Regions from separate parts of the Homo sapiens genome. Here all the other regions are linked to region 1. Evidence: chromatin contacts called from ENCODE Hi-C or POLR2A ChIA-PET data. All regions are on one chromosome and are shown on one strand. The core of a region is the stretch at or near the end of the contact, and the rest is flanking DNA. Distances in the headings are between cores, read along the strand shown.

Region 1 (4,402 bases), core at 1,312-3,811:
AGTTGACACATTTGCTTTTTTATTTTTTAGAATATAGTCTACATCTGGATTAAAAAAAGTTTTAAATAAATTTAAGACATACAACAACAGTGGAACCCTTCATCATTCTATGTACAACACGATAGAATGTCAGTTGGTTCCATTTCGGTTAAGTCCACTTTCTCATAATAATGTTATTATTTTCACTGAGTGGCAAGCTACGTACAAGCTGGCGAAATGCCAGCTTATACACACTGGGGTGGGGGTGGGGACGGGAGTGGCACGAAAGGGATGGGGTGGGGGTGCCATAGGACTACTATACAGTGTAACAGAAAATCATTAATAAAGTAGTACCGATTACCGACAGACAGTGCTGTTTGTGCGCTTATCACAATGGAATCGCTGAAGTTTCAGAGCAAGGAGGAGATTCGAAATACTTCACACAGGGCCAATGTTACAAAAAGAAATAGTGCAAACAGGAAAACTGATGCAATCCTAGCAACGCCTGGGCCTCCACCGGCCCAACCGCAGGGCGGCGGGAGGCTACGCGCCCCGCCTTCCCCAGCACCCAGCTCCGGGCTGCTTTCCCAAGTGTGGCAACCCAGCGCCGCGCCCTGGTATGGCCCCTTCTCGGGCCCTCTCCTCCGAAAAGAACAGAAAAGAAACCCCAGGAAAGGCACAGGCTGAATGCAGGGCGTCAGCCCAGTCCCATTCCCACCAACATAGAATGCAGGCCCCCTCCCAGGAGGTTCCTTGGGCCCTCCCATCTCCGGCCACCATTTTCTTCTCTCTCACACGTGGCCCCCTCCTCCACGCAGCCCCACCGCGCCTCCTGCACGTACGCAGCCCCCCAGTTTGCAGTCTGCCCTTCCCGCCCCCCAGCCAGGAAAAAAAAAAAAAGCTTTGAGGAATGAGAGAGGGTGAGATGGGTCGAAGAAGGTGCTGGGCAGCCACGGGCGCCACGCCTCAGTGGCCCCAATTGCCGAAGCCGATCTCCTGCTTGTATCTGTTAGTGAGGATGTTGGCTTTGCGCGTGAGTTTCGAGAGCACAGTGTGCAGCCCGCGCAGGTGGTAGTGGAACTGCTGTTCCAGGTCTTCTTCGCCGGCGTCCGCACCCTCCAAGTGGCCCAGGTCCACCAGGATGTCCTTGGACTTCCAGGCACTGCCCTCCTCGCTCCCAGCCGGTGGAGGCGGCTGGTGCAGGACCCCCCACTCGATGTCGTTGCGGATGGACTTGAGAAGCACGTAGTGGCTGTACATGTCCCGAGAGGGCGCGAAAAAGCTGCCATTGGCGCTTCCCGAGTCGGGGACTGGGGGCGTGCGCTCCTCCAGGCAGCCGCCACTGCCGCCTACCTCCACGCCAACATCGTTGTCTAACCCGGGGTCAGCCAGGGGCACGTCGCGCAGCAAGCTGGGCACCATCACCGTCTGGTCCATGTTGTTCACGGCGCCAATGAAGCGATTCATGGCGTTAAAGAGCGAGTGCTTCTGGTTGTAGGTGTCGCAGATTTGCATCATGGTGGCCGCGCGGACGTTGGAGCGCAGGGACGCAGGGGCACGGGGATGGTCGGCCGGGTCAAGGGGATGCCCGCCTTCACGCGCTCTCCAAGGCCCGCGCTGGGGGCCTGGCTATAGCCGGTGTGGCGGGATTCCCGGCACTCCTCCGCCCTCGCCAACTCTCGTCTCGCTGGCAGACCGGCCCTGCGGGATGGGCGGCTTCTCCTGGCTTTGGCGCCCGGAAACTCGCGATGGCTGAGGGTGCTCTGTGGGTCGAGCCCTGGCCTGTTTGATACACGGAGACGAAAGAACAGATTAGATTATTCACCCTGCTAGGGGGCCTGGCGCCCTTGCCCGCGCGCACCCCCTTCTCTGGCTACAGCTCGTCCGGGACGGCGCCTGGGTGGCTCCCCGCGGCTGGGCAGTCCCACCTCCTCGCCCACCTACGGCCGCGGGGAGAAGGGTGTCCCCCCACCACCACAACTTCTCCCTCCGAAAAGCCTGAGCTCAAGCAACCAAGCTGGCCGGGGCAGCGATGGGGCGTGGGCACCCACCTCCTCTTGCGCCTTGAGACTCTCCTGCTCGTTGGCAATTCAGTGTTCTCGCTGCAAGCGGCTGCTACGCAAGGGCGCTGCTGCGGTCAGTGGCTGGACTGTGACTGCGGACGGCGGTGACTGCGTTGGCCCCCTACCCATCCCAGGTGCTCAATTTATAGTCCAGGAAAGGTGTCGCCGGCGCTCAGGGCCACCCCTGGTGTCTCCTCCTCCCGCCTCCCCCGGCAGCACCGAGATAAAAGGCCCAGGCCGGGATGACCGCGAGTAACACTCGCCCGGCCCTTTCTACAGCGGGGGCGGGGCGCGCCGGGCCAGCTCCGCCTCTCGCCTGATACCCGGGCTGAGGGAGGGCGCCGGGGCAGGCCAGGGCAGGGCAGGGCAGAGCAGAGGAGGAGGGATTGGAGCAGCTGGACCCCGCCAGCACCAAGCCCTGGGCAGGCCAGATGAGGAGGGCCGGGCACAGCGAGGGTCAAAAAGGCGTCGGCGTCCGGACCGACTGGAGGGTGGGGCTGGCATGTGGGGGCTGGGCGGGCCTTGCGCGCGCTCCCCGCGTGGGATGACCAGAATGCACGTGCCTTGGTTGCAGAGTGAGCCCCTCAGCCCCGAATCTGGAGTGGCCGCGGCCGGGAAACAGGAACCCGGGTTTATTATTAGCCGTCGGGGAAGAGGGGCCGGCAGCAGGTACAACTCCATCCTGGGACTCTTACGTAATAAAGGGTGACCGGGCATGCTGGGTGCACGTGGACGCGCGGTGCTCCCGCAGTGGCCCTGGCCTTGGTCAGCTATGGGGGGAGGGGAGCGTCAGAGGCTTTTGCCTCCCTCCTGGCGGGGTGGGATCTTTCCCAATCTTTCCTTTAACAGTGGTTGCCGGGGATGAAGAGGGGCACACTATCAGATCTGCTGATTCTTTGAAGAGATCTGCAAGTGGCAATGGGGAGAAGTCCATTTTTGTCCAAGTCGGCTACACAGTGATGCTGGAGAGCCTGGGCCATGTGGCCTTTTGGCTGCCAAGAGGCCAGGAGAGGGTGACAGTAGTTAGGTCTAGTCTTGGGTGTCTTTCACCATTTAACAGAGAAATGGGGAGGTGTCTAATTATTTTTGAGGGTGCTTGTGTGAAGTGTTCCTTTCAAAAGATAGTTCTTAAAGCACTGGGTCATTTAATAGGGCCTAAGCTATGTACCGAATCGCTGGATTTAACTTTTAAGAGCCTTGCACCTTGAATTTCACTTTGAGACTTCCAAACCACAGCCTATTTAATTTTTCCCATCTCATGTCCCTTGCCATATTCCTCATCCACCAGTCCTCTCTGGCAGTCCTACAATTATGTTCAATAAGATTCAAGCTTCTCATTTTAAATCCCTTTTCTCGGCCTGAAACGGTGGCTCACGCCTGTAATCCCAGCACTTTGGGAGGCCGAGGCGGGCGGATCACAAAGTCAGGGGTTCCAGACTAGCCTGGCCAACATGGTGAAACCCGGTCTCTACTAAAAATACAAAAATTAGCCGGGCGTGGTGGCCAGCGCCTGTAATCCCAGCTACTCGGGAGGATGAAGCAGGAGAATTGCTTGAACCCAGGAGGCGGAGTTGCAGTGAGCCGAGATCGTGCCACTGCACTCCAGCCTGGGCGACAGAGCAAGACTCTGTCTCAAATAAAAAAAAAAAAGATCCCTTTTCTCTAAAACTTAACAGAGGTCTCTGTCCCTAGTACAGTTTTTTCCCACGGGACAAAAAATGCCTAAGGAAGGGAGAACATAATAAAGGGGTTTCTTTCTCTCCCTCTTTCTTTCACATTAAGACCTACACTTAAATATTTTCCATAGAAAACCATCTTCCTAATTGTCTTTTGAATGAAATTCTGACTTGGTGCCACAAGGACTAATCTGTTGACAAAAAACAAACAAAACAAAACAAAGTCAGTGACCCTTGGAGACAGACCTAAGTCTGAGGACCCACTACCCCAAAACGTATTAGCTCTACATCACAGCCCATGTTTTCTTACTTGCAAAACTGGGATAGACCTATCAGGGTTTTGAAGGAAGATCAATGGAAAGAAAAATACAGGGAGGCAGGAAGCATTATATAACTTTGAAGCATTAAAATAATTTCACCTTCCTTCTCTGCACACATAGAAACTTTTCTAGCCTCAGTTTCTTTATCAAAAAAATGGAGCTTGTTCCATGGGCCGTGCCAAGGACTTTGATTAAGTTTAAATATGATAATGTAAATAAAAATCACTATGTAAATTGTAAAGTACAAAGATTAATTGTACTTGATACAGGACCTCATCATAGTGAGAGGTGTTTATGTGAAGAGTCAGAAACCTTAAAAGTGTGGAAATTGCCTATGATGAGCCACAGATCCTTCCACCCAACC
Region 2 (4,357 bases), core at 584-3,083, 1.1 Mb before region 1:
CCACCGCCCCACCTCGGTAATTCCCCTGGAGACTTCTAGAGCTTCCAAGTTGAAAGGGACCTGAGAGCTCACTTTGTCTAAATCTCTGCCTCCAGCTGCCTCTCTCAAAGCCTTCTACTCTGCTGCCAGGGTTACCTTTCAGGACCAACCCTAGATCCCTCTACAATCTTCCATGCCTCACCATTGCCCTCAGGAGTAAGTTTGATCCCCTTAGCTGAGCCCCCCGAGGCCTGCGATGATGGATTCCTGCAACTTTTCCAGGCCTCATCTAGTGCCCCCGACCCTGTTATCCCATATTCCAGCCACATATAGCAGTTGGCAGCCCCCTGGTGGGTGAGACTATGGCCTTGTGTTTTTTTTCTTTCCTGTTTCCCTTTCATCTCCCTTCCCTCCCCTATTTCCTTATTAACCTGGGCCACCTCCTCTATGCAGCCTTCCCCGATTATCCCTCCACACACTCAACACATCACCTAATCCCTGGTGCTTTGTGGTGGGCTGAGTAGACCTCAATTGCAGCACCTGGGACAGGGGGTATTGCCCTGTATTCTCCTTCAGGATGCTTCTCCTCCCAGGCCAGAAGCTCTTGGAAGGCAGGGCAGGCACATCTTTCCTGATTTTCCTTCTCTAGAACCTACCAGGGTATCTTAGGTAAGAATTCTCCAGGGCAAGGTGCGGTAGCTCATGACTGTGATCCCAGCACTTTGGGAGGCCAAGGTGGGTGGATCACTTGAGGTCAGGAGTTGGAGACCAGCCTGGCCAACATGGTGAAACCCCGCTCTACTAAAAACACAAAAATTAGCTGGGCGTGGTGGCACACACCTGTAATCCCAGTTATTGGGAGGCTGAGGCAGGAGAATCGCTTGAACCCGGGAGGCGTAGGTTGCAGCAGTGAGCCAAGATCGTGCCACTGCACTCCAGCCTGGGCAACAAGAGTGAAACTCCGACTCAAAAAAAAAAAAAAGAAAGAATTCTCTAGAAGCAGAGCCTGAGGGGGAAGTCCCGTGTGAGTGCTTTATGGAGCAAGTCCTTGCAGGAGAAGCCAGCGAGAGAGCGAGGGCAGCAGCGCGGCAGGGAAGAGGTGAAGCAAGGAGGGAAGCTCAGCGGAAGCCTGGCCTCAGCCTGATCCCAGGGCGGGGGTGGGGGCCATGGAGGGTCCAGGGCAGCAGAGAGCACGGAAGAGTCAGAGAGTGAGAGGGCAAGAGAGGAAAGTAAGGCAGCAAGAGGGCAAGCAGGAGAGAGTAAGCCGAGACAGCAAGAGAGTGGCGGGGTGATGGACAGGGGGCATGAAAGAGGGCACAGAGCGGGGAACAGAGCACCAGGGAGAAGAAGAGAGTAAGTGAAAGCCAGCAAGCAAGGAGGACGGGAGGAGGAGGACAGAGAATGCAGGGAAATGAGGGGATGGGAAACATATTTCTGGAGTGTGGGCACAAGAGAGGGAAAGCATGAGAAAATAAAGGAAAAGCATGAGAGAGAGAGAGAGACAGAGAGGATGAGTGAGCGCAGTGCGAGCCTGTCCCAGGCTCTCAGGGCAGTTCAGGAGTCATGGCTGGGCTGCGGGCTTTCCCTGGGGCCCACGTGGGTGAGAGATTGAGCAACGCCTCCCTGGCGTGCTCTCTGTGTGGTGCCCCTGGCAAATTTCCCTGAGGCCCTCCTGTTCCAGGGGACTCTCGGGGCCACCGCTTGGGCCAGAGGAGAGCGGAACTGGGTAATCGACTCACCGTGGGCATTTCTGTGCAGGCTCATTCTCTAATTCCACAGCTCCTCAAGGAGGGGGCGGCCCTGTTATTATTTCCATGTCACCACAGAGGAATCTGAGGCCCGGGGAGACCTGACAGGGCTCAGAGGTGAGTCACTGAGAGAGAATTCATGTCCCTGGATTCCCTTTCCTCTAGGAGAAGAGACGTAACTCCAGATGGAGCATCCAGTGCCCCCGTGATGCCTCTGCCACAGCACATGTCCAAATGCAAACACCCAGGGCCAGGCAGGGGGCTAGAGAAGGGTCCCCTTGTCTTCCAGGCCCTTGAGAGGCCTTGCTAAGCTCCCACTGGAGGCCAAGCCCTCCTTTCCACTTGCTTAGACTTGGTCAGAGGAGGGAGGGTGGGCACAGGGCATGGCGGGTGGTGGAAAGGGACCAGCACCAGGCTCTGGGTCACCTCTGTTCCAGTCCCAGCTCTGCCACCAAACAACATGTGACCTCGAACAAGACACTTAATTTCTCAGAGCCTCCATTTCCTAATCAGTAAAACACTGACAAGGCTTGCCTTGCCCACTACCTTAAAAGCTCGTTGTCAGGGCCCATTAAGATAATACAAGTCAATATCTAGTACCATTTCACAGAGGTCTCCCGGAGGCCCTTTGTAAATTCTGTCTTAGCTTCCTATGGCTGCCTATAACAAATGACCACAATTTGGTGGCTTAAAACAGTAGGAATATATTCTCTTATGGTTCTGGAAGCTAGAAGCCTGAAGTCAGTTTCACTGGGCCATACTTTCTCATGAGAATCCAGTGAAAAATCTGTTCCTTGCCTCTTCTGGCTTCTGGTGGCTGCTGGCCTTCCTTGGCTTGTGGCTGCCTCACTAATCACTACAAACGTCAAGGCCAGCATCTTTGCATCTCACTCTGCTCCACGTTCACGTGGTCTTCTCCTCTTCCATTTGATTGATGCAGGCACCAGGCTCAGGGAAGTTACCCCACGGATCAAGGTCATCGCCAGTGAGAGAGCTGGAATTCGAACTGAGGCCTCGGAAATTTAAACCTCCGTTCTCTGTTCCAGCTCGGCCAGAGCCTGCCTCCTGGGGCCTCTGTGGCCTCTTTTGGGGAGCCCTCTGGAGCCAGCCTGTGGCTGTCCCTGGCTCATGTCCAGCCAATGAATCGAGGACTTGAGGCTCAGGCTGGACTGTGGTGTCTAAATAAAGGGTGCCCTTGAGATTAGAGCAGAGGTCAGGAGAGGACACCGGCTGCAGATGACCAGCCCAACGGGGTGGCCTCAGTGGCCCATCAGAAGGCTGGGGGTGGGCTGGCCTCACTTGCAGCGAGCTCTACCCTCCAGTGCTCTGCCAGCTGGGCAATCTAGGATCTCAGGACTGAGGTCAATGCTGACATAAAAACCAGTTGACTCAAGCAAGACCACCTACATATTTAAACAGATCTTTGAGAACGAAGGGGTTGTGTCATCACTTGGGGATGGAGAGACAGAATGGGTCTCAGACTGGGGACTAGAACTTTCTTTGCTTCAAGAAATTTGTCCTTTTAAGAGGCTGATGCCTGAGAGGGCCCTTTCTACCTTCTCCTTGTCCTGTTGAAAGAAATGGCAAAGTCTGTCCAGTTTAGTTCTGGAGAAAAGGTAAAACAAGGCTGTGTGCGTGCACATGTGCGTGTGCAGAAGTGTTGAGGGCAAAGAGATAGAGCCATTTAATTTTTTTTTAAAAAGCCAGATGAACCGGCAGAACTCGACACTGCTTACTCTATTCCACATTTTATCCGCAGAATAAGAGCCAGAACAAGAGATCCAGGAACATGGGAAATACGGCTGTGGCTGAAGTCTTATCTGGGTTAAAAACCCCAGGAGTGCTCCTCTTTAATTTTTTGGCAGAGCAGGATCAAGGAATCGATTCACTCTGGTTATGCTTCCTACCATTGTTTCTGTGGGCCGTGTTTGATCTGTGTTTCACGTGCAGATCTGCTATCCACGCTCTGAAAGAAATAATATATTCTGCATTGCACCAGGTCAGCCTCAACCATGAAAAACCTTTTTTGGATGATTTCAAAGCCACACATAAGCTCGCGCGTGAACACACACACACACACACACACACACAGACACACCAGCGTGCGCATGTTCACACACACACTGTTTGTGTAAAGGATTAAAAAAGAATGAAAGGCCCAGTTGCAGAACATGACCAGGGTTCCAGACGTGGAGTGGCCAAGGCTGTGGCCCTCACCCGCTGACCTGGGCCAGCCATGTCCCCTCTGAGTCATGTGTGTGCCCCACCCCTGCGGGCAGGGGGCATCCGGACCATTCGATGGTGTGCCTGGTGAGGTTATTATTAGTAACAATGGTTTCCAGTGAAAGAGTAATTTTCACAGTGGAGAAGGCTTCCCCTTCCTTCAGGTCAAAAGCTGAACGGAGACGAAAATGACATTAACCAGTGCAGGATCCTGAAAAGATGAAATGCTCAACACCTCCCAGCTCTAAATTGGACTGGGCGTTTACTAGCGTTTTAAGGGCCAGAGGGAAGTTGAAGCAACTGCCGGGGTAACACACACGTGAAAAATGTGAGGCCAGACAGTCCGGGCAAATAAATAACCCTGTGCTGGCAATAAGAGACGTGCCTGGAGTTTTAGCGCGGGGCTG
Region 3 (4,297 bases), core at 687-3,186, 1.9 Mb before region 1:
AGGAGGCTGAGGCAGGAGAATCGCTTGAACTTGGGACGCGAGGTTGTAGTGAGCCAAGATCGCGTCACTGCATTCCAGCCTGGGCGACAGAGCGAGACTCTGTCTCAAAAAAAAAAAAAAAAAAAAAAAGTAAAGAGTAGAATGGTGGTTACCACCAGAGGCCGGGTAGGACAGTGGGTGGAGAAAGGGGAAATATTAGTCAAAGGGTACAAAGTTTCAGTTAGATAGGCGGAATAAGTTCTGGTGATCTATTGCACAGCAATGTGACTACAATTAGCAATAACCTTTTGTATCTTCCAAAGTTGCTAAAAGTGGATTTTAAATGTTCTCACCAAAAGAAGTAAGTATGTATATCATTTGATAGATGTTAATAGCCTGATTTGCTCATTCCACAATGGTTACATGTTTCAAAACATCACATTGTATGCCATAAGTATATACTATCAATTAAAAATAAAAATAATATTTAAAAATAAGGTAGCTGCCTTCCAGCAACTGTATCTGTAAGGGGTATAAATAATCCCAATGCATTTTAATAACTAGCACAATGATATTCTGTTTCAATGTGCTTTAGGACCACCAAGGGAGGGAACAAGTGAGCTTACACCTTCAGAAGCAGATGAACCGCTTTCAACAATGATAAAGAATTACCCAAGTGATGACAGTAAGAATATTCTAACCTTAGGGAACATCATGAACATCTCTTACACCAAGAGGAGATGAAACTGCAAAAAGATGTTTGAAAGGGGTCGCAGCAACGAATGCTTCTAATAGTGAATCTCTACGTTAGGGCATGTTAGAATCACCTTAGGAAAGTTCAAAAATTCCCCAAGCCCAGACCTCAAGCCAGACCAATTAAATCTGAATCTACAGGGGTGGAACCCATATATCTAAGTATTTTTTTAAAAAACAGCTCCTCAGATAATTGCAAAGTGCAGCCAAGGTTGAGAATCGCTGTTTTAAAGCAGGTACAAAAAATTAAACGTGGACTTTGATGGGGGGGACGGGAGTGTCGGTAGGCATGGATGAACTGAAAAGCCCTTCAGAATAGAGCGGTGACTGCAAGAGCAAGGACAAAAACTATATGAGAGCCCGTGGCAGGGGATTTAAGGGCCGTTTTTGTGTGGGACTGACAGGATTTGGGGGATGGTGACGACCTCAGCATACACCCGACTCTATTAAAATTGAGTTACTCTGCCAGCGGCCCTGTCTCTACCCGCAATCATATTTTCTAGCACCTTTTCCCACAGTTTGGAAAAAAAAAAAAAGGGGCGAAAACGTTCTCCCACGTAACGCGCCGTGGACGTGTATGGGAGGAGCAAAGGCCTGAGAATCACAAGCGCGCGGCCGCTCCCATTTCTTCGCGATTCCAGAACCAGAATTCACGAACATTTAGAGGAGGCCTCCCCTGGCTGTGTTTGTGCCCCACTTAGGAAGCGATGGTGGATTTCTCTGGGCAAATTGTCGCCTTTACAACGCCAGGGGGCGGAGGCGGGAGGGAGAGCGGCGAGGGTAAGGGCGGGGCAACTGCTGACGTTCCCGGTGACGACTCCGGCTCAGCCCTCACCCTGGTTTCCGGCGGCGCGCGGCTCCCTTTTCCGCTCTCCCGCGCGCTCACAGGTACCGCCTCACTCCCACGCGCCCCCCAGCGCTGCGGTGCTAGACAGCTGAGAGAACAGACACAGACCTGTCGGAAGGTCCTCTGCAGGTCCCCCTTCCGCTCTGCCGATCGACTTCCGCCTCGGGCAGTCAACATGTACGTTGCGGCTGTCTGGCGAAGCTGCTTCTGAGCGTTTGCGGAGGCGCAGCTTCCCCTCTGCGGGGCCGCCCTGCTTCCCCCCCATCCCCGCCTCCCCCCGCCCCTCGCTCCTGTCCCTGGGGTCGGCGGACTTCTCGCTACATGGGGGCGGGCTTCCGCGGTCGGCGCACGGCTTCCTGTTCTGAGGCGGCCCGGCGGTAGGCGGTGGCGACTCTGCCCGCTCCCGTTTCGGCGCGGTGACCGAGCGCCCGGGAGGCTCGAGGACCGCATCGTGTGCCGTTGCGCCAAGCCCGGTCCTGCGCCGCCATGGCCCCAGTGCAGCTGGAGAACCACCAGCTGGTCCCGCCCGGAGGCGGCGGCGGGGGCAGCGGCGGACCCCCGTCAGCCCCAGCCCCTCCTCCCCCGGGAGCCGCCGTGGCGGCGGCCGCTGCAGCTGCGGCTAGCCCGGGCTACCGGCTGAGCACCCTCATTGAATTTCTGCTGCACCGGGCCTACTCGGAGCTTATGGTGTTGACGGACCTGTAAGTGCCCCGAAACCCCTGCCTGTTCCCCAGCCCCCCTTCCCGCCCAACCGGCTGAGACGTTTGCACCTCCCTCTCCCCGAGAGGCTGCTGTGTTCTCCGCTGGACTGCTTAGTCTAGAATTTTTGAACTCCTGGGGTTCAGCAGAGGTGGAGAAGAAGCTTTGTATCTGGGGTCTTCCTGGCAACGATGCAACAGAGACTTGTTAATTTTGCGTGTTGTTACACTTCCACTGAAAATTGTGTGAAATTTTTGTCCGAGTTCCCAACAGAACTCTCTTGATTTCTTGGCTGGAATACATAATATTCGAGCTTTTAGAAAAAACTCTATAGATGGGAAATTTGTATTACAGCCTCTTGACGATACGTTTTAAATGTAAGCTGTTATTGCTTCTAAGTTAATGCAGGAGCTACATACGTTGTGTATAAAATACAAATTTGAATTCAAAGTACTTTTTTTCTGGAACTTTTGAGTGTTTGAGGTCTTAATGAAGTTAGTGTGAGTAAAATTTTTTTGTAAGTAGTCTGTTATTTCTTGGAGTATGAAGGGGGTTTATAAATCACCTAGTTACCCATGAAATGCCTTGGGGCATGATTAAGTTGTTAATCCCTTCAGAATAGGATCAGAATATACTAACGAATTTCAGTGTGTGAAGAAAAGGCACCGTAACATTTTGGGACTCTGTTGTACATCTTATAACCCAGGTTCAGAAAAAGTTAATCAGAATTTTATTTTTTATCTATTGCAAGACTTCAGATCAGGGTTATCAATTGAGATACATTAGTATGCAGATATTAGGCTCTAAAGCGTCACAGTAATTTGTTTTTAGAGACTGATAACAGATACTTGTTTGCAGATGACTGAAAGAGTAGGCTCTACTTAACTCCTGTAAAACGTCATTCTCAGTTTTGATGTATTGTACTTTTTTGAATGGGACAGAAAAAAGTAGTGTTAAAGAAGCCTACCCATGGCTAATGAGAAATTTAAATCGCTGTCAGGTTTAGGGACTATTATAATGATATACCTCTCTGCACCATTTATTGTTGGATTTCATAAAAATCCAAGAATATCCATGAGAAAGTTTCATGTATGTGCCTATATAGAGCTGTGGGAAAAAAAATGTTGAAAACTGCTGCTATCGGTGGTGTAATTTGCTTTTCCATAGGGGATTTGTAGAAATTCCTTGAATTGTGGTTGTCTTTTTACTATTTTAGGACTTGGCTTATGAAGAGAGGAACATCTGTTTTATTGCCGTAGAATAAGTATGTAGTTATAGTCCCACACCCTTTATGTGATGGTTCCCATATTTGTATCTCCAGCACAGACCTCTCTGATGAACTCCAGACTCTATATCCAGATGCCTACATTTCAGTATCTTGATGGGCATTTCAACATAGCAACTCCAGCACCAAACTCCTGATTCCACTGTCCTCCCTCCTGCAGAACCTTCTTTGCTATCTCACTAGTCTCTCCATTCTTCCTGTTGTTGCTCAGGCCAAATATTTTGGAATAACTCCTGGCTCCTCTCTCTTCACATCCTACATACATCAGCAAGTCCTGTTATCTTTGACTTCAGAGTCTGACCATTTCTCAACACTTCCACCAAGTGCTGGTCCAAGCCACCTAATCCTTCACCTGTGTACTGCAATAGTCAGTTCACTGGTATCTCTGTAGTTCCCTTGCCCCTTCTATAGTTTCTTCTCCACAAAATAGCCAGGATGATTCTTTTAAAATTTCTCTGCTTAGAACCCTTCGATGGTTCCCCATCTCACTGAGATTAAAAAGTGTTGATAATTGCCAGGTGTGGTGGCTTATACCTGTAATCCCAGCACTTTGGGAGGCTGAGGCAGGGGAGGGGGTCACTTGAGCCCAGGAGTTCGAGACTCTGTCTCTACCAAAAATAGAAAATTAGCTGGGTGTGGTGGCCCAAGCCTGTAGTTCCAGCTACTTGGAAGGTGGAGGTGGGAGGATTGCTTGGGCCCAGGAGGTTCGCTTGAGCCCAGGAGGTTGAGGCTGC
Region 4 (3,924 bases), core at 1,060-3,559, 1.0 Mb after region 1:
TGGTCCCAGACTGGAAGGCTTTAAGTGACTGTTGCCCAGGAAGTTGCAATGGAGGGAGTGAGGCTAATGGTACTGTTTGGGTTGGTCAGAATATGTATTTAAAATGCTAACAGGAAGATGAACAAGAATGTCTGATGAGAAATGTGAACCAGCCAATATTGCATGGGATGGAATTTATACTTACCCCAAGAAGTTTTCTTGTGTAAAAGAACTTAGGTGGAATATCATAAACCCGGTAATACCAGACAAAGAGGAAGACGTTCAACCCCAGCCAAACCAGCTGCACAAACAGAAATAATTGCATGAAGTTTCCGCATTTCCACAGTAGATTCCACACAAGACTGGAGTCAGATAAGGGTCAGGACTTCCCCAAGTCCAACTTTGACAAAGGTAGTGACAAAGCTGGATATAACCAGCTTAGAGCCAGCTCTTTCCTCAACAGTGTCACTACACTTGTCTATAATTAAAACCTCTCCACCCTGTGTTGTTCCCCATGATTGTTTTATGATTTGGCCAGTATACCAAATTATCAGTCTTACATTACCCCACTCCCTTTTTTTCCCCTCTCTTTTGCTTAACCTTGGATAGGTAGCTGATAGCAGGCCACTCCACTTAAAATGAGAAAGGAAGGGAACATATTACTATTGCTTTCCCTCCACCAGTATGACACTGCGTTCTGTTCTCACAGGTGCTAATCACCTCCCTCTACCACACAGTAATCCAGCTAGTGAATTCTCATCAGCTAAAATGCCAAGCCTTCCATTTTCCTTGATTAGTTTTACTTAATGCTTCAAGGAGAGAATATTGAGCATAGTGAGGGGCTTGGGATTTACAACAAAAACAGCTTTCTAGATCATGACAGTTCATTTTATCCTAAGCACTGACTGGATCAAGTGGTCACACTACCCAGTTCTCTACCTTCAGCTCCATAGTGATCTTTTCTCAACTATGCTTTGAAGCTATTATATGCTCTAGACACTTGATAATATTCTCTCTTTACAAAGAAAAAAGTGCTAAAGCAACTTCCCAATTTCCTGATCTTGTCATTCTTTCTTTACTCTGACTTTCCAAGCTGTGTTTTCACTTTCAAGTGCATGAGTATATAATTTAGAAGGAGGTCATTTCCTGGGAAAAATTGTGGCGAGAGCTAAAAGTTTAATTTGAACTTACTTTCTATAGAAATTATTTGCCCTTAAAAATGGTGATAAGAAGTTAAGTTTACAGCTTCGAATACTCGGAAGAATTCTCTGTTGCAGTAGAATGTTGGTTTGGCGTAAACATTTTTTATAACAAAATATTTGTTGTTTTTATTTGTGCCACTAATTGCTTTCTATATTTAAAACTCAAAGACTCATTATTTTTCATGATAAATTTTTACAAAAGCTCCATTCATATTCCATTCATAATTGTACTTTTTAACATCTGTGTAATGCTTCTATTGGTTATTTAGAAAGGCTATTTAAAAATCGTATTTCTATCTACCCAATTTGTCCATTATTGCTTTGCTGATAACACCATTTTAAGAGAACAGTTGATTTTCTTTGTTTTAAAAAGTACAGAAATCATTCTGTCCACTTGTAAATTAGCTATATCTTTACTTACATAGTTTCTCCAGACTATATTGATTTATATATATATACAATTATATATAAATATACATACTACATATTTATGAATCTAGATGACTTATTTCAATTCTGTTCTTTTGAATTTTTATAAATCTTATAAATAACTCAAGTTTAGATCTCTGAAAAAAGAAGGTACTTGTTTTTGAAAATAAATTTGAGAAGTTTTATTATATTTAGTGTAATTACTGAAATAAAGGCCTACTTCCCATACATGAGTCAATCTTATATTTTTTATTTAGAAAATGGTATAAAATTTCAATTTGTCATTTTTAAAGTAGTATAAACACATAGACATGTGCGTCTGAGTAAACATTACTAAACAACTCAGAATCAGAGATCATTAGCATGAAATATTTTCTACTCCTTCTGCGAAATGCTGGCTAATTTATTCCTCCTAGGAATTCAGAAGTAAGCTAGAAGTGAGCCCCCAGATATGTTCTTTCCATTAAGGAATTTGGAAGAATGGACTCAGTCTGTTTACAGATAGATATAGGTTCACATGGTAAATCAGTTTCAACACAATTCCTCAAATGAACAAAAAAGCTTTGGTCTATTTTAGTTCCAAGATAACCCCGAGAAGTCAGAGAATTTATAACTTATCTCTTGTTGGTACTTACAATGACAAAAATGGAGAGCCCCTCATTCACAGCCCAGTTCCCCATGGTGGCAGAGGTTGAATGTGTTGTGTTTGCCTTTCTTCTATACTATGCTTCTTCTTCCAATGAGGAAATGAAAACAGCAGCCCTGGGGCAATCGGTTTCCTTTTCTTTTATCAGAAATTGGCTAATAATCATTGGTCAACTGAAAAGCTTGCATCCATAACAAACTTAAATCTTTAAACCTCAACAACTACAAAAAAAGGGTCTATAATGATCCAGTCACAATTAAACATAGTGGAAAATGAAACCAATTTCTACAACTAAGAGATAAATAACAGTGCATTTTAAGGGATGTATTTTACACAGTGAAATAACTTTTTAACTAACCAGCTATTTGATCACAATTTTTAAGCCACTCAACTAGACATGACTTCGTGCTGGGTAAAACACATTAAACAGGTGTGATTTTGACAGGCTGGAACAGCATTCATAGCCTTGCTGAGAAAAGTAGTAACAATTGTAATGGTTGATATTTACAAAATGCTTAATATGTGCCAATTTTATGTGCTATATATGTCTATATATGTGTGTGTGTATGTTCATGTATAGCTATCATATATATATATATATATATATATATATATATATATATAATTTGAAACATACATATATAAATACAGATGCTTTGGCCAATGATGAACCACATGTATGACAGTGGTCCCATAAGATTATAATGGTGTTGGCCAGGCACGGTGGCTCACGCCTGTAATCCCAGCACTTTGAGAGGCTGAGTGGGGTGGATCACTTGAGGTCAGGAGTTTGGGACCAATCTGGCCAACATGGTGAAACCCCGTCTCTACTAAAAATACAAAAATTAGCTGGGCATGGTGGTGGGCACCTGTAGTCCCAGCTACTCAGGAGGCTGAGGCAGGAGAATCACTTGAACCTGGGAGTCAGGTTGCAGTGAGCCGAGATTGTGTCATTGCACCCCAGCCTGGGCGACAGAGCAAGACTCCATCTCTCTCTCTCTCTCTCTCTCTCTCTCTCTCTATATATATATATATATATATACATATATATATAATATATAATATAATATATAATATATATACTTGTGTGTGTGTGCTGAAAAATTCCTACCATCTAGTGACATTGTAGCATAACACATTACTCATGTGTTTGTGGCAATGCTGGTGTAAACAAACCTACTGAGCTGCCAGTTGTAAAAGTATAGCACATACAATTATGTACATTACATAGTACTTGATAGTAAAAATAGATGACTATGTTACTGGTTCATTTATTTACTAGACTATACTTTTAATCATTATTTTAGAGTATACTCCTACTTATAAAAAAGTTAACTGTAAAAGAATCTCAGGCAGGTCCTTCAGAAGGTATTCCAGAAGAATGCATTGCTGTCATAGATGACAGCTTCATGCATGTTAGTGCCCTTGAAGACTGTCCAGTGGGGCAAAATGTGGAGGTGGAAGACAGTGATATTAATGATCCTGACTTTGTGTGGGCCTAGGCTAATGTGTATGTTTGTGTCTTAGCTTTTAACAAAAATGTTTTAAAGGTAAAATATAAAAATAAAAAATTTAAAAACAGAATAAAGCTTCTAGATATGGATATTAAAACATTTTTGTACAGCTGTAAAATTTTTTTTGTTTTAAGCTTAGGGTTATTACAAAAGA
Region 5 (4,112 bases), core at 603-3,102, 1.5 Mb before region 1:
TACATAAAGGGCTTTACCATCTCATTTCATTCCATCAATGAGCAAATGGGGGTTACCCTGACAGCAGTTGGAGTTCAATTGCAGGGAAGAGAGAACCTCTCCAGCTATTTTAAGCAAGAAGAGATTTAACACAGGAAATTAGGTGCTGACAAAATTATTGGAAGGGTGCAGGAGGAGCAGTCTCTGGACTCCCAAAACAACACCACTGAACTGGTCTGCCAAGACTACTGCCATCTCTGCCACCATCAGGAAGGTGAGGCGTGAGGGAGCCTGCCTCTAGAAATGTAGATTTCCAGAGTGCACTACCATAGCTGCGATCCAAGGATCAGGAAGCCACTGCCACCACAACCCCTCTCAACACCCACAAAGCCGGTAACTGAGCAAACACTAGAATGTTGTTACACACACACACACACACACACACACACACACACACACACCTCTAGCAGGTACAGCCAGACTTCACACGATTGCATCTAACTGGTGAAACTGAATTCTCATCCACAGTCCCAGCTGCAAAGGTGTCTGGGAAATCCAGTTTTTAGCCTTCCAGTCTCTGCAGACCATGGGGGCACCATAGGACGAGGTTGGAAGGGAGGCTGTGTGCCTGCCACCATGCCTACATTTTGCAGATAAGGAAACTAAGGTTCAGAGAGGTTAAAGAACACATCCAAGGGCACATGGCTGGTAAACCCCAATCTCCCTGACTCCAAAACCCATACTTTCAATCATTATATTGAGCAAACAGCCCCATTCCATTTGGGGCTTTGGCAGTCTTGGGGCATCTTTCGGCCAGAGGGCCCACACGACAGCAGAAGCTAGCACACACCTTCTGCATGCTCAAAGGCTGGACAGTGGGCACTGAGGCACAACTGAGGCCCCGGGGTTGTGAATAGCTTATCTCAGGTTGACAGACAGAGGAGACTCATAATCGAACCCAGGGTTCCTAACTCCACGTATACTTCCTGACCTCACCTCCCTGCCCCCCGACATCGACATCTGGAGGAGGGGGAATACACACGCAGGCTGTCTCTGGAGACATGTTTCTTCAACACTCAGCTGCCCTGCATTTTTCTAGGTGAGGTATCTAGCCTCCAGCCTCTCCTCCCACGTTTGGAGAATCCTTCATCTTCCTAGTTGCCTCCCACCAGAAAAGCTAAAAATCCCAGATAGGGGCACTTTCCCAGCCGCCATTGCAGTTGGTATAGGCTCTTACCTTAGGCTCAATCCATCAGATGCCCCCATCAAAGGCTTGGAGTTGGGAACTAATAATACAGAGATGCAAGGAGCACAGAAGTCCATTCTGGTGGATGGTGGCAGTCGCCAAGTCAATGGCATTCCAGTTCCTGGGGCGACAGGGACCATATCCACGTCCCAAGGTGGCAGTGTATGCCAGGGAGTCCTGGATTTGGCAGCGAGGTCATCCCTGGATTGCCTGACTTTGGCTGTGGTCCTGACTGCTGTGCAGCCTCCTTGGTCGACTCACCAACTGTATTCTTCAGCCCTCTTGGTTATTTTGTGAGTTCCCCAAGATCCTTTTGATAAAGTCCTTTTCTGCTTAAATAAGCCAGAATTGTTTCCTGTTGCTTGGGAGCCAAGAGCTCCGGCTGTTACAGCTGAGCCGCTAGATTTTGCCTGGCTTCCCTCAGCGAGACCACACAGGACACTGCTAATTCTTGGATCCCTCAGGCATCCCAGTCCACTTCCTGGGAGCTCCCATATCCCAGGACCTTGGCCTGCTGATCTTACATTAAGAGAACTGGCCTGGTCTGACAGAGGGTCCCACATCCATCCTGGACAGCTTCATGGTGATGTTCCTGGGTCCCATCTCAGACTCTCCCCATCAAAGGCTTTCTCATTGACCATGACCTTTCCCTAGGCACAAGTGAGAGCTCCTCCCTCCCCGCTGCCCCACACCTCCCCACAGTCACCAGTTTGGCATCCAGAAAACATTTCCTCCTTCTCCAGAGACCTTGCTCTTTGTCAGCCTTCACTCCTAGCTGAAGCAAAACAGCTGTGGGCCCTGCTCAGACTCCAAAAATGCAGGCTGGGAGCTCTGGGGCCTCTGCAAGAATAATGGCTGAAAGCAGTGCCCCAGGTTCAAGGCCCCGGCTTTGCTGTCAAGATAGGGTGTGAATAAATGGCTTACTCTCTTGGGGCCTTGAAAAGAGAGGAGAGTGAGGGCCTAGCCATAGCAAAGCGAGCACTGCTCACTGTCAACACTGAACTGGAAGCAGGGAAGGACTGTGAGGAGGGCGTTCCTCACCTAGGTTTGGGGCCTGGGGTCAAAACAGTGGGCGGAATTGCCCGGGGCGTCATCCAGCCAGAGGCAGATAGGAGCAGGAAGGGCTTGGGTTCCCACAGGCAGCACTGTGGGACCAGCTCAAATCAGCTTCTGGCTGAGTGTAGACAGGGGTCAGGGGAGGGGGCCCATCTCAGGGGACGGCCCAGCTGGTAGGCAGACCGGAAGTCCACTGGGATGACGACAGCGTGCTGTAAACTTGGGCTTATCTCAAGGATGTTGCCTTTGTTCTCGTGATCCCTCGCTTTCCCAATAAAAGTACCCTTGAAAATTGAGCTGAGGCCCAGAAGGGCATGTGGGTCATGAGGCCCACAGAGCCAGGCTGCTGCTGCTGCAGGAGGGGTCAGAAGGGATGGGGCCACCACCGACCTGGCTGGGACTCTGGAGGAAGCAGGAGTAGCTCTCTGCAGTCAACATGGAGGAGTAAAGGGCAGGGGGAGCCCAGCAGAAGAAGGGTGCTTCTCTCCCCTCTGTTGGGAGCAGGAGAGGTACGATGAGAACATCACAGAGAGTACCAGGGACACGGGTGGGCTGGAGACAAGATGGAAAATCGCCTAACCACTAGGCTCAGGCAGTGGAACCACAAACGCCAGCCTCAACCAATACTTGAGGAAGGAGCGTGGATCTGGAGTCGGACAGGCTTGGGTTCAAATCCCAGCTATACCAGTCAATGGCTGTGGCATCCGAGGCAAGCCTTTGTGGCTGGACTGTTACACAGGCAGCCCTCAAGGAGCCGTACCTCCCACATCCCATGTATTGACTCTGAGTTTGGCCATGTGACTTTCTTTGGCTAATGGAATATTAATGAGCATGACGAAAAGCAGAGGAAGGATAATTGCTCACATATTGAGGCTTGTCCTCTTGGAACACTCCCTCCTGAAGCCCAGCTGCCATACTTGAAGATGCCCAAGCCAGCCAGATGAAAAGGTCGTGAAGAAGAGAGCTCAGGCCACCCAGCCAACAGCCAGCACCAAGGCCCTAGTCATGTGAGAGGCCTTCTTTGACCTTCCAGCCCAATCTAGCTGCCAATTGATTGTATCCCCATGAGAGATCCAGCTGACACCATATGGAACCCAAGAACCACCCAATCAATCTACAGAATTATGAGAAATTATCATTAATTGTCATTTTAAGCCACTAAGATTTGGGGTGGTTTTTGCACAGCAAAAAGGAACTGAAACACTGGTGAACCTTTCTGAACCTCTGTGGCCCCCTCCACAAAATGGGGTGATAATATTTGCTGCCAAAAGTTAGGAGTAAATTTAAGACACAATAATGATCATTTATGGAGTGCCTGCTGTGTTTCAGGTACTGTGGGAGATGCGGAATGTATGCCATTTAAAGCAGAACTCAGAGGTGTTAAGTAACTTGTCCAAGGTGGCCCAGCCAGGGTCAGAGCTGGGACTCTAACCCAGTTCTCTTGGATTTTAACAACTGTGATCTAGCAGGGCATCCTCTATCGGCACCGGTGAATGGATCACCTTCCAGGAAAGCACCAAACTGTCACACCTTTCTTTCCTTTTTTTTTTTTTTTTTTTGAGATGGAGTCTCACTTTGTCGCCCAGGCTGGAGTGCAGTGGCGCGATCTCGGCTCACTGCAAGCTCCGCCTCCTAGGTTCACACCATTCTCCTGCCTCAGCCTCCCGAGTAGCTGGGACTACAGGCGCCCGCCACCATGCCTGGCTAATTTTTTTTTTGTATTTTTAGTAGAGACGGGGTTTCACCGTGTTAGCCAGGATGGTCTGGATCTCCTGACCTTGTGATCCTCCCACCTCGGCCTCCCAAAGTTCTGGGATTACCGGCGTAAGCC
Region 6 (4,272 bases), core at 960-3,459, 1.1 Mb before region 1:
AAAATTTACAAAGCAATGCATACCCTTTGCAAAAGGCTAAGGAGACAGGGAGAAATAATTATAGTTGTTGTATTTGTTGATTCTGTTACAAGTTGCATATTCCTTATCCTAAATCCTGGGACCAGAAGTGTTTTGGATTTTGGATTTTTTTTTATTTTGGAATATATGCATATGCATGATGACATATCTTGGGGTTGGGGCCCAAGTCTAAACACAAAATTTATTAATGTTTCATATACATCTTACATGTGTAGCCTGAAGGTAATTTTATACAATATTATTAATAATTTTGTTCACAAAACAAAGTTTTGATGGTCTTTTGACTGCGACCCATCACATGGGGTCAGGTGTAGAATTTCCTACTTGTGGTGTCATGTTGGCATTCAAAAAGTTTTGGACTTTGGAGCATTTCAGATTTTTGGTTTTCAGATTAAGAATGCTCAACCTCTACTACGTGTGCCTGGCACTGTTCTGAGATCTTGATATGTATAATCTCATTTAATCTTCACAATATAGTACACTGAGAAGAATGATGGCCCCATTTTACAGGTGAAGAAACTGAGTAACTGAGAGGCTAGCTAACCTGCTCTAAATCACACAGCTAGTAAGAGGAGAGCTAGGATAGAGGCGAATCAAAGTCACCCATAATCCCATCTTTCCTAGAGAAGGCCACTGTTAAGATCTTAATATTTGTTAACCGTGTTATGCGTATACGTGCGTGTGTTTGTGTATGCACATATAAGAGGACCTTTAATTACAGATATGTGACAAAATCTTATCCCATGACAGTTTCCTCCTTCCTCTTTTTCCTCTTCCTTGCTTTGGCTTTGACTGGGACCTTTCCCCCTACTTTTGGGGGATTTTCCAGGACACATCTGGAGAGTCTCTTTTGTGCAGATCAGGAAGCCAGGCTCTTGAGTAAAAAATAAGGCCTTTGCTGAAGCAGAGGAAATCAGAAAGACCACCTGATGGCAACGTTCTTGGAGGGAAGGGACCCCCAGAGGTGACATGCAGGTGGGAAGCACAAAAGTTGCCAGGCCGTGGGGGTCAGTGGGTGACTTGGCCAAAGATGCTACCCCTGGCTTCTTCGATGCTGCAGGGACCAGGCCTGTGTCCAGTTAGGCTGAGTTGAACCCTGTGACCATTTTGAAAAAAGGGCTGTGGACAGAGTAATAGAGAATGTGTTCTGGATACAGAAGCCAGGAAGTCATCTCAGCTTTGAGGAGGGCTGGCCAGGGGCCAGAGTTCAGGGGAGCGCTGGCCCTGGGCTTGCCGAGCATCCAAGCTCTCTAGGCCTGCCCTCGACCCCCCAAGCCCTTGTTCTCACCCCACCCCAATCCACCCGTGGCCCCTCACCTTCCATAGCTGCACACTCCTTATTGTTCAGGAACAAAGGCAGTTCAGATTTTTGAAAAAGAAGGAGAACAAATAAACTCCGCGGAACTCATCCTGCTTGTAAGTGAGCGGGTGGCTCTGGCCCCCGACTTGGGGAGTCATGCAGGCCCTGGTGGTGGTGTCGGGAGGTGGTGGGGGGGCGGGCCCTGGGACAGCTTAGCTGGAAGGGAGCGGGGGCAGGGAGGTGCAGCAAGATAGGAACCGTTGGTGATTTATGGCGCCAATAAGCACAATGGCTCAGTCTTGTGGTTTCCCCTTAAGATGTGTCTGAGCGCAGCCCCCTTGGAGCATCACCTATGTGTGCTGAGGTCAGGAGCCCAGCGTCTCTGCTCTCTGCCAATGGGTGCCCGCCCCACCCCCCGCTGGGGGCTCAGGGAGCGCCCCTACCTGGGTCTGAAGGGCGAGGGGAAGATGTACAGGCATGACGTGGAATGTGGCTTCAATCAGGAAGGTGCAGGGGGACGAGTTGGTGAGCAGAAAGGTCTGGCTTCCTCTTAGGGACAGAGCCCAGGATGCATAGACTGGGAGGGTATTTTGGAGAATCAGCCAGTGAGTAGATTACATTTTGGCGGCCGTCTTGCTGCTTTGAGCTTCAGCCAGCCTGCCCTGGATTGTCCCAGGCTAGAATTCTGGGGTGCTGGAGGTACCAACATTTGTTGAGTGTCTACTGTGTGCTGGGTGCTGGGCTAAACCCTGAACACTTCACTTCTGTTCTTTAAACTTTACAATGCCACCCTGCATAAGTATTACTATTAGTTTCATTTTTCAGATAAGGAAAGTGAAACCCAGAGAGCTCAAATAGCTTACCCAAAGTCCACGGCTAGTAGGAGGCAGAACTGGGATTCAAACCTAAATTTGTCCAAATCTAGAACCTTTGCTTTTAAATGCCACACCTGAGGGATCTCAAGTTACCTTAAGAACCAAGGAGCCCTAGTATGCTTCAATGCTTAAGGGTTGAGTTTGCTAAGGGGCAGGCCTGGCAGAGGTGGTGGGGTGGGGTGGGGGACAAAGAGGACACGGAAGCAGGTCTCCAGAAGCCCTCCAAAGTGAACCTAGACTACTCTCTAAACAGCAGACTGTTTCCAAAGCCTGTGCAGTCTGGGGTCCACTATGACCAACTGATCTGCTGGTAGGCAACTGGCACACTCACCTTGAAGACTAAGACATTTTTCTTTCTGAAAGTTTGACTTCAGGACTAACTCCATCTGGCCTGTTGGCTTCCAGTGCTGTTCCTGACTGCAGAGAGAGAGAGAGAGAGAGAGAGAGAGAGAGAGAGAGAGAGAATGCAACGTTGACTTGTAAGCTAGTGGATGTCAAAGTTCTGGCTTCCCACCGTGGACTTCAGCCTTGGCCGCTTTCAGTTGTCGGGGTCACTCAGAAGCTCATCTTTGTTTGGCCATTTGTTGGGCTAAGAGTGACCAGGCAGATGGTTCTCCTGGGCACAGGTGGCTGTCCTGCCCCTTTCCCCTCCCTCACCCTCCAGCAGGCTCCTGTGTGTCTTACCCCTCCCTCTGCAGCCAGGCACTGAGCAGGGATGTTTCCCTCTCCTCTAGGAGCTCAGATGCTGGAAACAGCATTACCTTCGCTTGAGGGAAACGCGGAACCAGCCCGAACGGAAATGTTGTCAAGAATCCCAGTGCCCATTACTTCCCTTCTGCTAGTGCCACTTTAACAGCTTGAGCCTTCCCCTGTGGGCTTGCTGGGGCAGGTCAGGAGAGTCTCCTGCCAGTGCTGGGCCACCGGCTTCTGGCAGGCTGGAGAGACCTGGCCCCTCAGGCAGGCTGCACGGCCGCCCAAGAAGGCTGTTCCTTGGCTGCCTGGGCCCCTCCAGGCAGTACCAGCACACTCTCCGGTGGCCCGAGCGAGGTCCTCTGTGTGTGGGGAGGTACAGGCAGGCCCTGCTGACTGCAGGCCCCTTTTTTGCCATTCACCGGCTGCTTTCTGCACCCCAGGTCGACGACGCCGGGCAAAACCTTGGCAAGATGGCACTGGGGGGTGGAGGGTTGTACAGCCACAGGTTCTTCCTGGGAGGGCCTGGCTGGAGGTGAGTCACTGAACCCCCTGCAGTTGAGTCCATTCCTCTCGGAGAGCTTAGTGATGTCCTCACAGTCAGTGGCCTCCAGGCTTCTGGGAGGGAAAGAGCCGTGGAAGAGGCTGCCTGCCTCCTGGTGATGGCTCAGAGAAGGGGCGCTCCCCAGGGCCTGGCCGCTACCAGCCGCACGAGCCCCGAATGGACATACGCAGATTTGTTTTTCATCTGTGACTGAGAGGTTTTCAGGCCCCTTTGGCACGAAGATTTCCCTGGCTCTCAGTAAACCAACACTCTGGGGCGTGACAGACCTAAGCGACTGGCATGTACAAGGCCCGGGCTACACAGAGCCACCAGGAGGCCCACCAGCAGGCAGGCTGGCAAGGCTGGGTGACAGCATGAGTTTTGGAGTCAGATGGAACTGGGTTCAAATTTTGGCTTCATAATCTTGTGAGTTATTTTCCTTCCTGGCTCCCCAGTCTCCTGGTCTGGAAAATGAGGACAATAAAAGATTCTTTCCAGGGTTACTGGGAGACTTCAACTGGATAGCACTTGTAAGAGCTGAGGCCGGGCCCCTGTAATCCCAGGACTTTGAGAGGCCAAGGCAGGAGGATTGCTTGAGCCCGGGAGTTTGAGACCAGTCTGGGCAACATAGCAAGACACCATCTCATATTTTGTTTTTTTTTAAATTATTTTTTTTTTGAAAGGGAATCTCACACTCTCTCCCAGGCTGGAGTGCAGTGGTGCAATCTTGGCTCACTGCAACCTCCATCTCCTGGGTTCAAGCAATTCTCCCACCTCAGCCTCCCAAGTAGCTGAGATTACAGGTGTCTGCTACCATACCCAGC

The links. Hi-C counts contacts between places; a loop is a spot of excess contacts on that map. ChIA-PET counts read pairs that join two places held with the same protein, here RNA polymerase II (POLR2A). Pooled maps may share reads with other maps.
Region 2: a loop to region 1 is called in a map of chondrocyte, with 2.3 times the contacts of the local background. The contact joins the enhancer-like site here to the promoter of MID1IP1-AS1 in region 1. A Hi-C loop is called at or near these places in 1 of 168 maps with a recorded cell type or tissue (chondrocyte). POLR2A ChIA-PET finds 5 or more read pairs at or near these places in 2 of 52 experiments (BJ and H1).
Region 3: a loop to region 1 is called in a map of CD8-positive, alpha-beta T cell, with 13 times the contacts of the local background. The contact joins the promoter of MED14 here to the promoter of MID1IP1-AS1 in region 1. A Hi-C loop is called at or near these places in 3 of 168 maps with a recorded cell type or tissue (CD8-positive, alpha-beta T cell and naive thymus-derived CD4-positive, alpha-beta T cell) and 10 of 50 pooled maps.
Region 4: a map of OCI-LY7 shows a loop between it and region 1 (10-fold over the local background). The contact joins the promoter of CYBB here to the promoter of MID1IP1-AS1 in region 1. A Hi-C loop is called at or near these places in 1 of 168 maps with a recorded cell type or tissue (OCI-LY7), 2 of 37 single-sample maps with no recorded cell type and 5 of 50 pooled maps.
Region 5: a loop to region 1 is called in a map of ascending aorta, with 4 times the contacts of the local background. The contact joins the promoter of LINC03099 here to the promoter of MID1IP1-AS1 in region 1. A Hi-C loop is called at or near these places in 2 of 168 maps with a recorded cell type or tissue (ascending aorta and chondrocyte) and 5 of 50 pooled maps. POLR2A ChIA-PET finds 5 or more read pairs at or near these places in 1 of 52 experiments (HEK293T).
Region 6: a map with no recorded cell type shows a loop between it and region 1 (6-fold over the local background). The contact joins the enhancer-like site here to the promoter of MID1IP1-AS1 in region 1. A Hi-C loop is called at or near these places in 1 of 37 single-sample maps with no recorded cell type. POLR2A ChIA-PET finds 5 or more read pairs at or near these places in 1 of 52 experiments (SK-N-SH).

The regions. Positions count from the first base shown.
Region 1 is chrX:38,802,042-38,806,443 of GRCh38, reverse strand. It overlaps MID1IP1-AS1 (MID1IP1 antisense RNA 1), which reads left to right and starts at 2,561. Exons shown (of 2, transcript NR_046706.1): 1 at 2,561-2,711. It overlaps MID1IP1 (MID1 interacting protein 1), which reads right to left. Exons shown (of 3, transcript NM_021242.6): 2 at 2,031-3,909; 3 at 1-1,761. The coding sequence starts at 1,497. The coding sequence ends at 946. RefSeq lists a silencer at 2,229-2,448 and enhancers at 2,251-3,092, 3,093-3,934, 4,268-4,402.
Region 2 is chrX:39,905,772-39,910,128 of GRCh38, reverse strand. No RefSeq gene overlaps it. Among named protein-coding and RNA genes, the nearest start is that of MIR1587, 70 kb to the right of the region's middle. RefSeq lists enhancers at 1,680-1,974, 1,348-2,044, 1,453-2,652, 3,480-4,269. Within about 2 kb of position 1,833, at least 14 of the 41 ENCODE cell types and tissues checked have a DNase peak (open chromatin) inside an H3K27ac peak, as active enhancers do.
Region 3 is chrX:40,733,181-40,737,477 of GRCh38, reverse strand. It overlaps MED14 (mediator complex subunit 14), which reads left to right and starts at 1,936. Exons shown (of 31, transcript NM_004229.4): 1 at 1,936-2,280. The coding sequence starts at 2,066. MED14OS (MED14 opposite strand) reads right to left here and starts at 1,788. Exons shown (of 2, transcript NR_169211.1): 1 at 1,688-1,788. RefSeq lists enhancers at 724-1,644, 1,645-2,566 and silencers at 1,599-1,688, 1,949-2,328.
Region 4 is chrX:37,778,444-37,782,367 of GRCh38, reverse strand. CYBB (cytochrome b-245 beta chain) reads right to left here and starts at 2,309. Exons shown (of 13, transcript NM_000397.4): 1 at 2,246-2,309; 2 at 185-280. The coding sequence starts at 2,290. RefSeq lists an enhancer at 2,218-2,267.
Region 5 is chrX:40,260,657-40,264,768 of GRCh38, reverse strand. LINC03099 (long intergenic non-protein coding RNA 3099) reads right to left here and starts at 1,852. Exons shown (of 3, transcript NR_110386.1): 1 at 1,217-1,852.
Region 6 is chrX:39,934,953-39,939,224 of GRCh38, reverse strand. It overlaps LOC105373180 (a long non-coding RNA gene), which reads right to left. Exons shown (of 5, transcript XR_949028.3): 2 at 2,546-2,631; 3 at 1,783-1,916; 4 at 1,357-1,375; 5 at 131-1,158. Among named protein-coding and RNA genes, the nearest start is that of LINC03053, 72 kb to the left of the region's middle. RefSeq lists an enhancer at 2,037-2,266. Within about 2 kb of position 2,209, at least 3 of the 41 ENCODE cell types and tissues checked have a DNase peak (open chromatin) inside an H3K27ac peak, as active enhancers do.